2 separate regions of the Mus musculus genome follow, and region 1 is linked to region 2. Evidence: chromatin loops called from intact Hi-C (ENCODE). Cell type or tissue: left cerebral cortex. All regions are shown on one strand. Each heading gives the region's core, and the rest is flanking DNA. Links, peaks and the distances in the headings are about the cores only.

The links. A loop is a pair of places that touch in the nucleus more often than their neighbours do. Peaks named below come from ENCODE experiments on the same cell type or tissue, not always from the same donor. Only the 100,000 strongest peaks of a DNase experiment are listed, where the experiment ranks them.
Region 1: it touches region 2 in a loop (2.7-fold over the local background); 1 of 42 quality-filtered maps calls a loop at or near these places.

What each region holds. Positions count from the first base shown.
Region 1 is chr15:36,591,026-36,598,592 of GRCm38, forward strand. It overlaps Pabpc1 (poly(A) binding protein, cytoplasmic 1), which reads right to left. Exons shown (of 15, transcript NM_008774.3): 10 at 7,177-7,287; 11 at 6,948-7,102; 12 at 6,432-6,516; 13 at 5,939-6,069; 14 at 5,538-5,630; 15 at 4,633-5,074. The coding sequence ends at 5,538. Among named protein-coding and RNA genes, the nearest start is that of Pabpc1, 14 kb to the right of the region's middle. In left cerebral cortex, for the core only: no CTCF peak of the experiment used is centred there; no DNase peak of the experiment used is centred there.
Region 2 is chr15:36,184,999-36,192,565 of GRCm38, forward strand. Spag1 (sperm associated antigen 1) reads left to right here. Exons shown (of 20, transcript NM_001359982.1): 5 at 1,609-1,734; 6 at 5,474-5,538; 7 at 6,128-6,237; 8 at 7,006-7,111. Among named protein-coding and RNA genes, the nearest start is that of Spag1, 12 kb to the left of the region's middle. In left cerebral cortex, for the core only: no CTCF peak of the experiment used is centred there; DNase peaks (open chromatin) are centred at 4,144 and 4,557; H3K27ac peaks cover 580 bases.

The DNA of each region.
Region 1 (7,567 bases), core at 1,083-6,082, 410 kb after region 2:
CTAGTCTGTGAGGATCCCCAGCACTCTCCTACACCGAGCTGTGCCTACAGTGAGCAGCACCTGCTGCAAATGCAGACGCTCGCCTCCGCCTGGGTGCTTGCTGGGGTGGGTCTGCCTGCATCCGCCTGTGTCTGCCTTCCAGAGGCTAAAGCCTCCCTCATCTAGAACCCCAGCATTCAGGCCAGATCTCATTGCAAAGCTCTGGCTTGTCTCTGCTGTCATCATAGGCCTCTTCTTGCAATGGCAAATCTCCTTCCTAACCATTGACAGGAGGTGAAAAGCAAAGTTATCAATATGAAACTTTCCAAAAAATTAAAAAAAAACAAAAACAAACCTAAACTAAAATTTAGGGCTGGAGAGATGGTTCAGAGGTTAAGAGCCATCTGTTTTTACAGAGCAGCTAGGTTTGATTCCTGGCACCCACAGGGTAGCTTGCAACTCCAGTTCCAAGGACTCTTGATGCTTCTGGCCTCCAGAGAGGTACCAAGAATGAAGTGGTGCAGATGTGCACATAGGTAAAGCATTCACAGTTAAAATAGAAAGCTAATTTTCAAAGGAGAAATTTAAGTGTAGGTTTAAGTTCACAAATAGGACACACTTTACGACATTTAACTTTATAATCCATTAAGAATCTACATTTTAGCCTGATTTTTCAGACACTCTGAAATAACTTTTCTCTTTGGAAATCATATGAAAACACTAATTGTCCTTCAGTGATGTGTTCCACTGTCCCAGGAGAACTGGGCCTTGTTCCAGTGCAATACATCAAATCGCAGCAATGTTCACTGTAGCCTAACACCCAACACTGTTGTACGGATTCCTGCCTACACACAAGCTTATCTTTATAGCCAAGAACTAAAACCACAAGTTTATACACACAAGACAATGGATAAACTTTCATATATTCACATGTTGTCTCAAGGTAGCCAACAGTACTGCTATATATGATGTAGATAAACAGATATACTAGCCCACAGAAACCAAGCACAGGAACTTGTAAGTTCATTTAAAGTTTAAGAACTACCATACACACACAAATGAATTCCATCAGCAATCATAAACATCTATTAATGTGTTCTATCAATGGACATGTTTATGTAATATACAAATCCCTTGACTACAGAAGGAATGCTAATTTGAGGTTAATACTCCACGCTACCTAAGTTTTCCTGGACTATTGTCAGCTTGTATGTTTTCCTACCCTTTTAGAGGGTACAAACTTGCCCAAACGTGCACACACAACCTACAGCAGGTAAGCCACATCAACAACACAGCACTTGAAACCAGGCATAGTCACAGCCACATCTGAAAGGTATCCAAGGGGCAGGAGTGAGAAGGTGGCAGTGCAGATAGGTTCTAGTTGCATCAGAGTAAACATAAAGGCCTGGTTTGACTGTGCAGGCTTATTCCATGGTCTCCTCCACTAGCCTAGAAGAACCAGACAGTGCACTGCTGGACTTGGCTTCCATCAGAGTTGGAACACGTTCATTAACCTGTTCTAAATTGAGGCTCGCCATAAGTGCATAGCCTGGACCCTCACTTTATCTCAAGAGTAAGAAATTCAAAGTACATAGTATCTCACAGGAGGTTGACCTAAGCTGGAGCAAAAGGAGTAATGGCACGTTGCATCCTGGGAACAAAGCACATTAACCTCACTTTTACCTGTGTGAGCACATGCAGAAATGGAAAGTCTAGTTTCCAGTTGGCCCTTACACAGTTCCACTTCAGCATATCAGTTGTCTTCACTGCTATCCAGCTCAAAATCTATCGTGAAGCTATGCAAGTTTAAAGTCATAATCAAAAAAGTAAATTAGACAAAAATGATAGCTTCTGGATATACTGTCAACACCCTTGGTGTTTCCAAGTCACCCTCAATTCTCAATAAGCAAAAACTGTTCCAAGGGGAAACTGGTTAAGTTTAAGACATCTTTAATGTTATCAACATAGAACTCCTAGCCAACAGCACTGCAACACTATGTTGCAAGTCTCCTGTCCAAACTTACATTACGCCCATTTCTCTGAAGGGCATGTCATTCTTCCTACTGCTTGTTAAAATGACTTGTCTTGGGAGCTGGAGAAGGGGCTTGGTGGCTAAGAGCAGTTACTGCTCGTGCAGAGGCCACCCATTATTCATGGTGGCTCACAACTTTCAGTTGATTTGAGGCCCTCATCTAGGTTCCCTGGGCATCAACCAGGCACACAGATGGTATAAACTCAGCACATAAGATGAAAGCAAACAAACATGTCTGCATCGTAACTGGTACTCACTTTAAAAGGACAAAACATGGAGGTTGGAGAGATCAACAACTCATTACAACAGCCATGTGTAATGGGATCTGATGCCCTCTTTGGTGACTGAAGACAGCTACAGTGTACTCACAGTGTACTCGTACTTATGGCCCTAAACAAATCCTCTAACATGTATAACTCAAGCAGTAAACCGTAAATCTCACCTGTAAGAATACTGTTAGGTGCCGGGGCCTAGCAAACACAGAAGTGGATGATCACAGTCAGCTATTGGATGGGTCACACGGCCCCCAATGGAGGAGCTAGAGAAAGCACCCAAGGAGCTAAAGGGATCTGCAACCCTATAGATGGAACATTATGAACTAACCAGTACCCCTGAGCTCTTGACTCTAGCTGCATATGTATGAAAAGATGGCCTAGTCGGCCATCACTGCAAAGAGAGGCCCATTGGACTTGCAAACTTTATATGCCCCAGTACAAGGGAACCCCAGGGTCAAAAAGGGGGAGTGGATGGGTAGGGGATTGTGGGGGTGGGTATGGGGGACTTTTGGGATAGCATTGGAAATGTAAGCGAGGAAAATACCTAATTAAAAAAAAGAATGCTGTTAGGTAGCCGGGCAGTGGTGGCGCACGACTTTAATCCCAGCACTTGAGAGGCAGAGGTAGGCGGATTTCTGAGTTGGCTACACAGAGAAACCCTGTCTTGAAAAACAAAAAATCAAAAATATACTGTTAACTCAAGTCCTTGCCACAAGCTACTGTAAGTCAGTTTCAATTTCCACTTGAAAAGCCCAGCAGTGATATCACACACCTTTAAAACCAGCACCCAGGTGAGAAGCAGGTGGGTCTGGTTTACAGAGCTAGACCCTGACTCGAAAAGCCAAGTCAACTCTGCAAATAAACTCTTTACATATCTGTAACAATTTCTGTAGGACATAGATTTTGCAGACTTACTGCTTCTGCCCATCATCTATTAACAAAGCTGTTTAAAACAAATGTGCTGTATTTTCCTATTCCTTGAGAAATTAATTCCAATCACAGAACAAAAAAAGCCAGTCTAGGCATACCCTATGTCCCTGAATGTCACAAAAACAGCTTTTCAAATTAGAACCTGCTTCAAAACATCAAAACCTAAAACTTTACTAAATTTAAGATGCTTATTATTTCTCTGCCTTCCCAAGGAATCTTCAAAAGCCAAATCTGGTGATATTCTGTGATCCCAACACTTAAAAAGATGGGTGTCAGGGTGACCAGAAATTCCAGGCCAAATAGGGCAATATGGAATCCCTGTTTCAATCAACTGAAGGACACAGACCAAAAGCAAACCAGGATTCCCGGTCTAGTCAGGCCAAAAGTGATTCCAGGGAGAAGCCATAAGATGAGGTGCCATTTTATATGCATGTATTTGACCCCAATTTTAGCAGTCCTAAAATGATATGCAGCTAGTGGGGCCAGAACTGGCTATATGATAGTATATGCCCATAATCCCAGCATTCAGCAAAACTGCCAAATTTGAAGCCAGCCTCATTTAGATGGCAATAGGTCAGCCATCTAAATAATTACAGGCACTTTTTTTTTTGAGACAGGGTTTCTCTGTGTAGCCCTGGCTGTCCTGGAACTCACTTTGTAGACCAGGCTGTCCTCAGAAATCCGCCTTGCCTCCAAAGTGCTGGGATTAAAGGCATGCGCAACCATGCCCCGCTACAGTGGGACTTTTAATCCCACCAGGTTGGAGGTAGAGGAAGGGCAATCTCAATTCTAGGCTATCAGGGCTACATATTTAGACCATACCTCAAAAAATAAAGCTGTATTTCCAAAGTACAAGTTGCTTGGGTACAAGCTTATGTCAAGGTCATAAACCAATCCCAACTTGTCCATCTTTACTTTCCAAGTGGTCTGGGTGAGGCACAGACGGTACTTAACTACCTCAAAGCTGGTAGGGTTAAAAGTAGCACAGGGTAGTCATGGTGCCTACTATGCCATTTTTCCCAATACATTGGGTAGCTACTGTGACTCACATCTTACCAAAAAAAAAAAAAAAAAAAAAAAAAAACCAGGTGAATTTATTTTGTAGCACAGAAACCATACTAATGGTAAGTTGGTATGTTAAAAACAAGCTAACTATACACAGAAGAGCTCAATAAATTAATGTGGGTAGCTGAGAACACACTAGAATTGTGAAAACGATGAGACATACATAACGAACCCAAAACTTGAGTGGCTAAGGCTAGCCAGCAACAGAGAGATTGTCTAAATCCACACCACCCCCAAACTGCGTATGCTTCACAGAATTGGTAGCTGCTTTCAGCTCTGTACTATTAAGTCAGCAACTACCGCTACATCTGCCAATTGCCCAGAGAATCAAAGTAAATAAAAGCATAACCATCTACTGTTTAAGGAATTTTTATTAAAGCAAGAATTTTATAATCCAAATTACGTTTCCTTGCTCAGTCATCAGTTCTGCTCCTTAAAACAGAGCTGATGTCCCAAGCTATTCCACAGTAAAGAATTACAAAATTAAAGAAAGGAATGCTTTAAATTTTTGTACTTTGCTGAAAATTCTTTTCCCAGGGTCTATAAAACATTAATTTGTTTTTATATTTTACTATTTTTTTGTATTTTTTTGTTGTTTTAAATCAAGTAATCTAGGACTAGCACTGTTTGCTAGACCTGGCATTTGCTCGGTACATAAGGTTCAAAGTTTCCTTTCCTTTTTTTATTTATTTTATATTTTGCAATGTTTTTTTTCATAATATTTAAATTTTTCGATGTTTAAGATATTTTTCTTCGGTGAAGCACGAGTTTCTGTTCGTGGTCCCTGATCAATCTGTAAATGTTAAAAAAAGACATAATTAAAGCCCCTGCCTGAATTCAGTGGGTCAGTCTGCTGCCTGTTTGTACTGGCACAGCCACACCCACTCCTTTAATACTCACAGCTATCACATCACATACAACATGGCCCACAAAAAACAGGATTCTAGTATCTTTTTACTACTGACCTTACTATATATACTCAACCAAGCACTAACAGTTTCCTGGTAGTGGGACAGAGAGAGGTCCAAGAAACTGCTTAAAGCCATCACCCAATTTTTTAAAAAGTACCGATTATGAAAGCCAACTTCCGTTACAGGGCATTGCATACAATTTACTATGCAAAATCTGTTTCCAAGTATTGACTTAAAATTGCTGATCAGTATTTAAGGTGAAAAAGATTTCGTTATGTATATACCCCTCTGGAAAGCTGACCTAATGTCCTTATGTCTGGAACAAGCGGGCGAGGGAGAACTCACTTAGACAGTTGGAACACCAGTGGCACTGTTCACTGCTTTCTGGGCAGCCTCTTTCGCTTGGTGGGCTTGTAGTACAGCTACAGCTTCATCAACCTGGAAAACATAATGGTTCAAGGAAATTAATTCTCACCCAAACACTTTAAAATGAGCCCTAAGTAGCAGCATTCATGAATCCGGCTGCAGGAGCTGAACAAACTGATCTGAGCAAGCTTTGCAATCTACTAGCAGTAAGCTTTGAGCAAGTTACCCAAAATAGAGAAAACAAGCACTACAGGTTTATCACAGGTTTGTAGTCAGTATTTACATATAAAGCCTAATTGTATACTCATTTGTATAAGGGCTCCATTTACATGTTCTGAAGAATAAACCTGTGAAGGACATAGGCTGAAAGCACAAAATACCTTTGAGCGGAGAGACTCTGGAGACTCGAGCATGTGAAGTAATTCTGAGTTATCAATCTCCAACAGCATGCCAGTGATTTTACCAGCAAGAGAAGGGTGCATGGCTTGGATAAGAGGAAACAGCCGTTCACCTAGAACAACAGACACTCTAATCAGAGTGGCAATGGCTATTATCAACCAGGGGTTTAGGAACCTACCTTATTTAATATAGAGTATGTACTAGCTACCACACCCGTATGTATAGCACAATCTGTCACAAGGCAGTCACTTCTCTGGTGGTATCAGTTCCTCAAGTGTTTGGTATTAACATAGACAATGCTTCTTTGTTTCAAGGCTAGAGTGGAATGTCAATGGCAAACAGTAGCCCACCATGTTTTCTAGTATTCCTTCACATACCATCCTAAGCCATCTCATTTTAGGTGCAAAGTGTCTAAGTGGTCCTTGTTATTTTCGTCAACTCTAACTGACAGACCAAGACAACAAAGTTACTTACCCAACATTTGCTTCTGCTCTTGCGGGGGCGCAGATGCCAACATGGAAGCAGTTAAAGGTTCTTGACCTTGCACATGAACAGCAGGCTACACATAAAACAGAAAACCCTCTTAATATTGAAGTAATGAGACATAAACCAGCCATCTCTCAACGGATAGTCATAGGAAGGACAGAGTGCTACCTGAATTTGATCTAGAGAAGCTGAGAGAAATACTGACTAAAGGTCAGCAAGTACAGATAACCAACCCCATGTGGCACATCTGTGCTTGAGATGCAATTACATTTTAGTCTTCTTTATAGTTTTTGGTTCCAGGACTAGGAAAAAGATTAAGTCTAATACACCCATCCTAAACAAGACACCACATAGGGAGACTGCTGGCTGCCCGTCAACTTTCTTCACATAGAACCTTAATAAGATGGCCCAGGTAAGTCTATGCTCATAGCTTGTGCAGTTACCATCAGACCTTGGATTTCAGCTGAACATTATGACCCTTGCAAATAAATGATTAAACTGTACCTGTTGCATGGTAACTTGTGGCTGTGCATTAAGATGTTGCTGGGGATTGCGGACTCCCGCAGCATATTTATACTGGGGAACGGTGCGGACAGCAGGAGTGGCTGCAGCAGCAGCAGCTGCAGGACGTGGACCCATTGTCTGTGTTGATGTGTTAGCTAAAGAGAAAAATGACTTTAATTGTGCCATTTTAAATTGGGGATCAATCTTTACAGAGAGGTTTAAGACTCACCAACACGCTGTGTTGACATGACTCGTGGAACCTGTGAGGAAGCTGGTCTCATCGTACTAAATGGTGGTCTAGGAGCAGCTGGGCGGATAGCACCGGGCATATTCTGGAATGCTGCATTCAAAAGAAAGACCCTGTATGAACTAGGAACTTCACTAAGTGAGTCAAAGCCTAAGCTTTCCTAGGGCCAAGGGTTTATGAAAAGCCAAAAGACCCTTACAGAAAGTGAGTTTCAATTTAATATCTGAGATTAAAATTTAAAAAAAAAAAAGCAGGATTAAAAAGTAACACCAAGTGCTCCTGAAACCCAGCTTGTTATATACCATGGCCAAGGACCAAAATGCCACACATTACCCTGTAGAATGAAAGCTATTGCTACCAAGGCAAATTAAGA
Region 2 (7,567 bases), core at 1,497-6,496:
AATTAACAAGAACTAACATCTTTTTGTTTCCAGGTACAGTGGCACAAACCCATAATCCCAGCACTTAGGAGGCCGAGGCAGGAGAATCTAGATTAGCCTTTGCTGCATAGCAAGTCCTTGTCGCAAGCACGTGCACATGTGTGTGCCTGTGCACATGTGTGTGCCTGTGCACACAGTCAGGTGTAGTGGGAATGGTCTAAACTACTCTGGCTCCTGTCAGGTCGCACATTAGTACCTGCCTAGCAGCAATCTGTGTTTGCGAATGAAAGATACACACACATATACACACAGACACACACAAACAGGCAGTTCTAATCTTCCCCGCAGCTAGCACACATTTCCCTCCTGTAATCCTGGCTTAATGCCCTCTAGTTCTTTATTTTATCTCTTTCGCCCTGGCTCCTTCTGGGCGGCTCCCTAGTTTTTGTTGCCCATGACGATTTTCCTTCAGTAGCTCTAAATCTGATTCATCTTCTTTAGAATCATGGTGATTCCTTTCTTCCAGTTCCTCGCCTGCACAATCTAAAAGTCACGCTTCTCTCTCCGCCCAGCCATTGGCCATTGGTTCCTTTTTTTTGTTTTTTGTTTTTGTTTTGTTTTGTTTTTTGGTTTTTTGAGAAAGGGTTTCTCTGTGTAGCCCTGGCTGTCCTGGAACTCACTCTGTAGACCAGGCTGGCCTTGAACTCAGAAATCCTCCTGCCTCTGCCTCCCAAGTGTTGGGATTAAAGGCATGCGCCACCACTGCCTGGCCCCATTGGTTCTTTATTGATCAACCAAAAACCAGTTGGGGACAAGGACCTTCAGTGTTTGGACATGCAGATTCCCGATTAATTCAGAGCATTAGAACCACTCACTGGGGTGTGTTGGATTACTTCAGTAATCCCAGCCCTTGGGAAGTGGGTAAAATAGGCAGCAACATGAAAATTCTTTAAAATTCTTATTCTATTTACCTGTCTGTCTTGTCTGTCTGTCTGTCTATCCATGCATCACTCTGTGTGTGTGTGTGTGTGTGTGTGTGTGTGTGTGTGTGTGTGTATGTGTGTGTATGTGTGTGTTACCACACGTGTGGAGACCAGAGGACAACTTTAGGAGCCAATTATCGTCTTTGATTCATGTCTTGGGAATTGAACTTATGTCATCAATCTTGGTGGCCAGCACCCTTATCCGCTGAGCTCTCTCACTATCCATATATTCTTTTTGTATTTTCACTACATCCAGAGACAGACAGAGATACAGAGGGGTCGGGGTGGGGAGGAGGGAGAGAATGTACATGTATGGGGTGGAGGTCAGAGAAGAACTTGTGAGAGTCCGTTTTCTCCTGCAATTATGTGTCCTACGTTGAACTTGGCATCCTTAACAGCTGAGCCATCTCATGCCCACTCCCAAATATTCCTAATGACACTTAACTAGACACTAAAAATGTTAATAAAGTAAATTTTGTGTTATGGGTATTTATAACCATTAAGGAAAATGGAGCCCCCCCACCCCCCACCCCGCCCCGAGAGAACGACATGGAACTCGACTCTGAAGGCTGCTGCACAGTCTTTCTAATGCGTGGTCAGTGACTGCCATCTCTACAGCTGTCACCTTCTGCTCCATCCTTCTTAGAGTTGGGTGTCAGAAATCAAAAGAGAGGAAAATACATGTCACTTCCATGACCCTGAAAACCATCCCGGAGTGGAAGATCCTCTGCCTCCTGTCCGCGGCTCCACCTGCTGCCCTCACAGTGGCAAGGTAGGCCTTTCCGGAACGGGGGAGCGGGGCTGACAGGCATGGGAGGTGGCTCACAGGGATACCAGGGAGATGTAAAGGCAAGTAGCTTCACCCTCCTTAGGCTCCTCTTCTCTTCTCCTTTCTCATCACCACCCCCCCCCCCCCACACACACACACACTTTGTTATAGCGCTAGAATTTGAACCTGGGAGCTCACACTAGACAAGAGCTGCACCCCTGAGCTATGGCTCTAGACCTCTTTAACTTTTTATTTTGAGACAGTGCTTCCGTCAGAGGTCTAGGCTGGCCTTGAACTTGTGACCCTCCTTCCTTAGCTTCCCAAATAGCTGGGATTACAAGGCTGTGCTATCAGGCCCAGCTGTCCTCTTGTATAAGCTGTATCTGATAGCCTTTTCTGAAGGTGTGCATTTTAGGGTCAGCATTTTTCCTCTTTTATTTTTTGCCATTCTGTCTCTTCTACTCTGATCATTTTTTAAGAGCATAGAGGATATTCTCCTTCAGGGAAGAACCCTGTCTTTCTGGGGAGGTGCAGAGGCTGTGTTGCTGTAGAAGCCAGCTGACTGCCCACTTTGAGTGGTGTTGCAAGCACTTAGAGACCCCTCCACTCCCTGGGGCACATGCTTCTCTGGTTTTCATTCTTTGTACTTGGTCCCTATTTAGTCTTGCAACTCTCCTTTTTACCTCATGAGTTTCATGAAGACGGGGTCTGTTGGAGCTCCAAGTCCATCCAGTTCACTTAAAGTCAAATCTAGGCCTTTGAGTGCCTGCTCACCCTGTTGTTTGACAGAATGACTACCCGTCTTTCCATCTTCCTGTTCTTGTTATTCTTATATTTTTGTTGTTATTGACTTGTGTTTATTTATTACTATTTTTAAATAGGGTTTTACTATGTAGCCCTGGTCAGCCTGGTCTGAAATTCACAGGAATCTGACTGCCTCTGCCTTCCAAGTCCTGGGATTAAAGGTGTGCATCACCATCATGCCTGGCTATTTAGCTTTTTAATATATATTATTTAATAATTAATATAATATTTAATAAAATATATTGAAATATAAATATATTTAACATATGCACGCACAGTATATATGTATGTATATATACATATATATGTACACATGTGTGTGTGTGTGTGTATGCCATACTACTGTGTGCACGTCAGATTTAGTGCTGTGGGTTCTCTCCATCTGCCCTGTGGATTTGGGAGATAGAGCTGAGGTCTTTAGGCTTGGCAGCAAGCATGTCTACCCACTGAGCCATCTAACTGCCCCTCAGTTTTTCTAGAATCTTTGGTTTTATTTCTAAAACATTTCCATCAGTCTGCTCTCTCATAATTTACCTTCCTGCACCTCTGTGCTCCTCATTAGGGGCTCACAGGTAGTGGGAAACGCTGCCATCTGTAATCAGTGAATTTGTAGTCACTAATGGAGCACTGTGTGTTAAGTTTGTGCGTCTGTGCCCTAAACCATATGATATGGAATTCTTGACCTGGTCTTTATTTTTTAAATATTTATTACTCATGTATGTGTGTTTTGCCTGCATACCACATGCATAACTGGAATTACAAACAGTTGTGAGCTGCTGTGTGAGTGCTGGGACTTGAACCTGGGTCCTCTGGAAAAGCAGCATATGTGCTTAGCCACAGAGCCATCTCTCTAGCCCCTTGACATGACTTTTAAATGGCTTGTGATCCATTGGTACAGACAGATGGGCAGCACAGTGATTCTCAGATTGCATCCCAGGAAATCCTACAAGTTAATGTTTGTTTTCCTGTGAAATAAAGTCATGTTATATTGCCCAGGCTGGCCTGGAATTCTTGCTCTAAATGATTACCTTGCCTCGGCCTCCTGAGCAGGTGGACAGTGGGTATACACCACTGCATCCAGCAGTGCGGTTTGAACACAGTGTCAATACCTCACCTTTCCCTCTGTCTTGACCTCGGCACCAAGAGTAAAGCTGCTGTGCCTGACCTTGAGTCAAGGCTGGGGCGTCAAACCATGTGCACACGAGTACACACACACACACACACACACACACACACACACACACATACACACATGTGCACACGCGCGTAATATATTTTCATCCTCTAAATGGAATGCATATTTCACACAGGGATATTGAAGAACTATATAAGAATTTAAGTAACCCCAGTTTCTTTCTTTACTAAGTCTCTTCATATTTATTTATTTTATATGTGTTTTGCCTACATGTATGTATGTGCACCATGTGTATGTATGGTGACCAAGGAGGTCAGAAAAGGATGTAAGGTCCTCCAGAGCTGGAGTTACTTGTGAGCCTGCATGCAGGCGCTGGAACTGATCCTTGGTCCTCAGCCAGAGCAGCCAGCGCTCTTTCCTGCTGAGCCACTGCTCCAGCTCCGCTACCCCAGTGTCTCCTCAGCTCCTTTAACCACTAAGCTGTGCCATTTGTATTCGTTTTCTAACAAACTGCTTGGCTTTAAACAAGAGGAATGTTTTTTATAGTTCCAGAGGCAAGATGCTGACAACCAGGGCATTGGCAGGGCCATGGTCCTTTGAAACCTGTAGGAAAAGATCTCTCTTTGCTTTTTTGGTTCCTAGTATTGTCCTCAACTATGACAGCTGAGCTCTAGTCTCTACCTTCATCTTCAGTCTCCCTCCTCTTGGTACATTCCTCAGGTAGTAAGATGTGTTCTGGGAAATTAAGTACTCCTCTGTCTAATGGCTGTCATGCTTTCCTCCTGATTTCTCTGGGTACAGAGCCTGCCCTGCTTTCCCATCGTGAATCAGCAACAGGTCTGGGACCTGATCCTGGCCACTCTGCTCTGCCAGCTCACTGGAGCCCTTTCTTTCAGTTTCTCTAAGGGTGGAGGAGGGGAGGCCCACTCTTTAGTTTTCTCTGATGAGGCCTTTGTGGTTTTAATCCCAGATTGCTGTGGCTGTGTCTCCTGCCACATGGGGAAAGCACACAGCCATCAGTAAGAGGAGGAGGTCAGCAGGCAGGGAGGGCACACAGCCATCAGTAAGAGGAGGGGGTCAGCAGGCAGGGAGGGCACACAGCCATCAGTAAGAGGGGATCAGCAGGCAGGGAGGACACACAGCCATCAGTAAGAGGGGGTCAGCAGGCAGGGAGGGCACACAGCCATCAGTAAGAGGAGGGGGTCAGCAGGCAGGGAAGGCACACAGCCATCAGTAAGAGGGGATCAGCAGGCAGGGAGGACACACAGCCATCAGTAAGAGGGGGTCAGCAGGCAGGGAGGGCACACAGCCATCAGTAAGAGGGGGTCAGCAGGCAGGGAGGACAGGGTCTCTGAAGAGAGCAGAAACAGGAAAGTCCTCCCCAGCAGACCTGGGCCTCTTTTGCTGTTGTTGTTATTGTTATTTTTGTTTGGTTGGTTTTTGTTTTTTGGAATTAGTTTAAGTTGGATGTCTGCCTGACAAACAAAACAACCCTTCCTAATCCAGCAAAGTCGTTACTCTTGTCTCTCTCAGTGCCTCGGCTCTAAAAGAATGGGTGAGTTTAGTGCTATTTTTATTTTAAGAAACCATCACTGACATATGTGAGTTTTCGTGTATGTCCTTGGGATTAACTACAGATTTAACCCCTGTCTTTCACCTCAGGTTTGGTTACATCAGACACTGGAGTTCTTTTAACCCCACAGGGATCTGGTTTTTTGATCTGTTTCATTTGTTTATCTTATGCCAGTGTTCTTGGTGAGTTTAGGTTGAATGTATCTCATCAAATATGATTTATTCTTTCAGGAAACATATTCTAAAAGTAAGACAGCTAAGAAGAGGATTCCAAGGGATTATGCAGAATGGGATAAGTATGTTTTATATTTCTTTATTTAAAAGTTGTCTCTGAAAAATGCTCCACTGTTAAATGCTTTACTAATTTATAATATCATAAGCCTGATACATCAAGGGTCTCAAATTACTTTAGTAAAGTTACCATTTTACTGAACACTTCCCACCTTCTTTCTTGTTTCTTTTGAGACAGGGTCTCATGATGTAATCCAGGCTATCCTTGCTCTTCCCCATGCTCCCAGCTGCTATAATTCTAAGCATACACCACCACATCTGGTAGTCTAAGCTCTTCCAATTTCATTTTTTTTCATTAATAATGCCTTTTCTTTATTAAAAAAAACAACCATAAAATAGGTTAGATTTAAGTCTGTTGTTTTTGAGACAGGGTTTCTCTGTGTAGCCCTGGCCATCCTGGAACTCGCTCTATAGACCAGGCGATATTTGTGAGTTCAACGCCAGCCTGGTCTACAGAGCCCGTTCCAGGACAGGGCTTAGAGTTTGTCCCAGGCATTCCATCTGCAGACACCCAATGTGAACCTTAGAGGCAAGGAGAGCAGGACTGAGGTTGTCTCTCACTAGTTTTGTACTAGTCTTCTGTTGTTGTTTCAGATTTGATGTGGAAAAAGAATGTTCAAAGATTGATGAGGATTACAAAGAAAAGACTGTCATAAACAACAAGGCTCATCTGTCTAAAATTGAGACAAAAATAGAAACAGCAGGTAAGAAGAGAAGAAGGGGGCTGGTCGTTTTCCAACCTTTTAGTTATGGGAAACGTGTCCGCCAAGGAGATTTCCATGAACATTTATAGGCTTTTGGACTGAGTTGACTACTCCTAACAAGTTTATTTCTAGCTTTTATTGCTCAATTTTGTTTGAGACAGAATTTCATGTAGCCCAGGTTGGCCTTGAACTCACCATAGCTTGACCTTGGACTTCTGGTATTCTGCCTACATTAGCTAAGTGCTGGGGTTAGAGATGTATACTACTGTACCTGGCTTTAATAATGAAGTTTGTAAGACTTCAAAATATAAACCTATTTTTTCTTAGAATATTTTTTTGTTTTCCATTTCTTTTTCCAACCCTCTTTAAAAAAAAATCTCATTTTTTTTGCATCAGACAAAAGAAATGAGACGCTTTTTCATCTGAAGTCCAGCCTTTAAAGTAATAGCAAAACCAGCCATAAGAAAACCAATCCTAAAAAAATCAAATAAACCAAAAAAACAAAAACAAAAAACCCACATGGTTAGAAGAGAAGAAATAGCCCTAAACTCAAGAGAGCATTTATTTTGTTTATTTAATCTATGGCTTTCTGCTTCGCTAAAGCAACTCTTCTTGGGTGTGGCAGTGTAGCTCAGTGGTAGAATGTTTTTTAGGCCTGCTTGAGGCCCCAGGTTCTAGTTCAGGCCACCCTAAAAATAAAAGCACTCAAGCATTCAAGCCTTGCAAGAAATCATCTTAGGCTGTGTTTTCATGTGAGTTTATCTCTAGGTCTGACTGAGAAGGAAAAGAGTTTTCTTGCCAATCGTGAAAAGGGAAAAGGGAACGAGGCTTTCTACTCTGGGGACTATGAAGAGGCCGTGATGTATTACACCAGGTCAGTGGGTTCTCCTTTCTTGTGGCTTAGGTTTGCTCTCTTAGGGACTGGAGAGTGACTCAGCAAGTAAGCACGGTGGGGGCTGCTCTTCCAGGGACCCAGGTTCAGTTCCTTGCATCTGCATGGCAGCTCACAACCTGCTGTAACTCCGGCTCCAGGACATCCAGCTGGGTACCAAGCACACATGTGGTCGCAGACATATGCCAGCAAAACATCCACATAAATAAACTAGATAGGCTGTGTTGAATCCCTTAGGGATTGTACCTGTGATGTCATGAGTTCACCCGTGCGGTCTCCTCCGCGGCTGTCCCCATCCCCTCACTATCTTTTGAGTCTACCTATCTTCTGGGACATATCCCATGCCTTCAGTTCTTTAGAGGACTCTTCCCTGAGCCCCCAGCCAAGTTACTCTTCCCTGTAACACAGCACAGCAGCTCCTCTCAAGGCTCCAGCTCA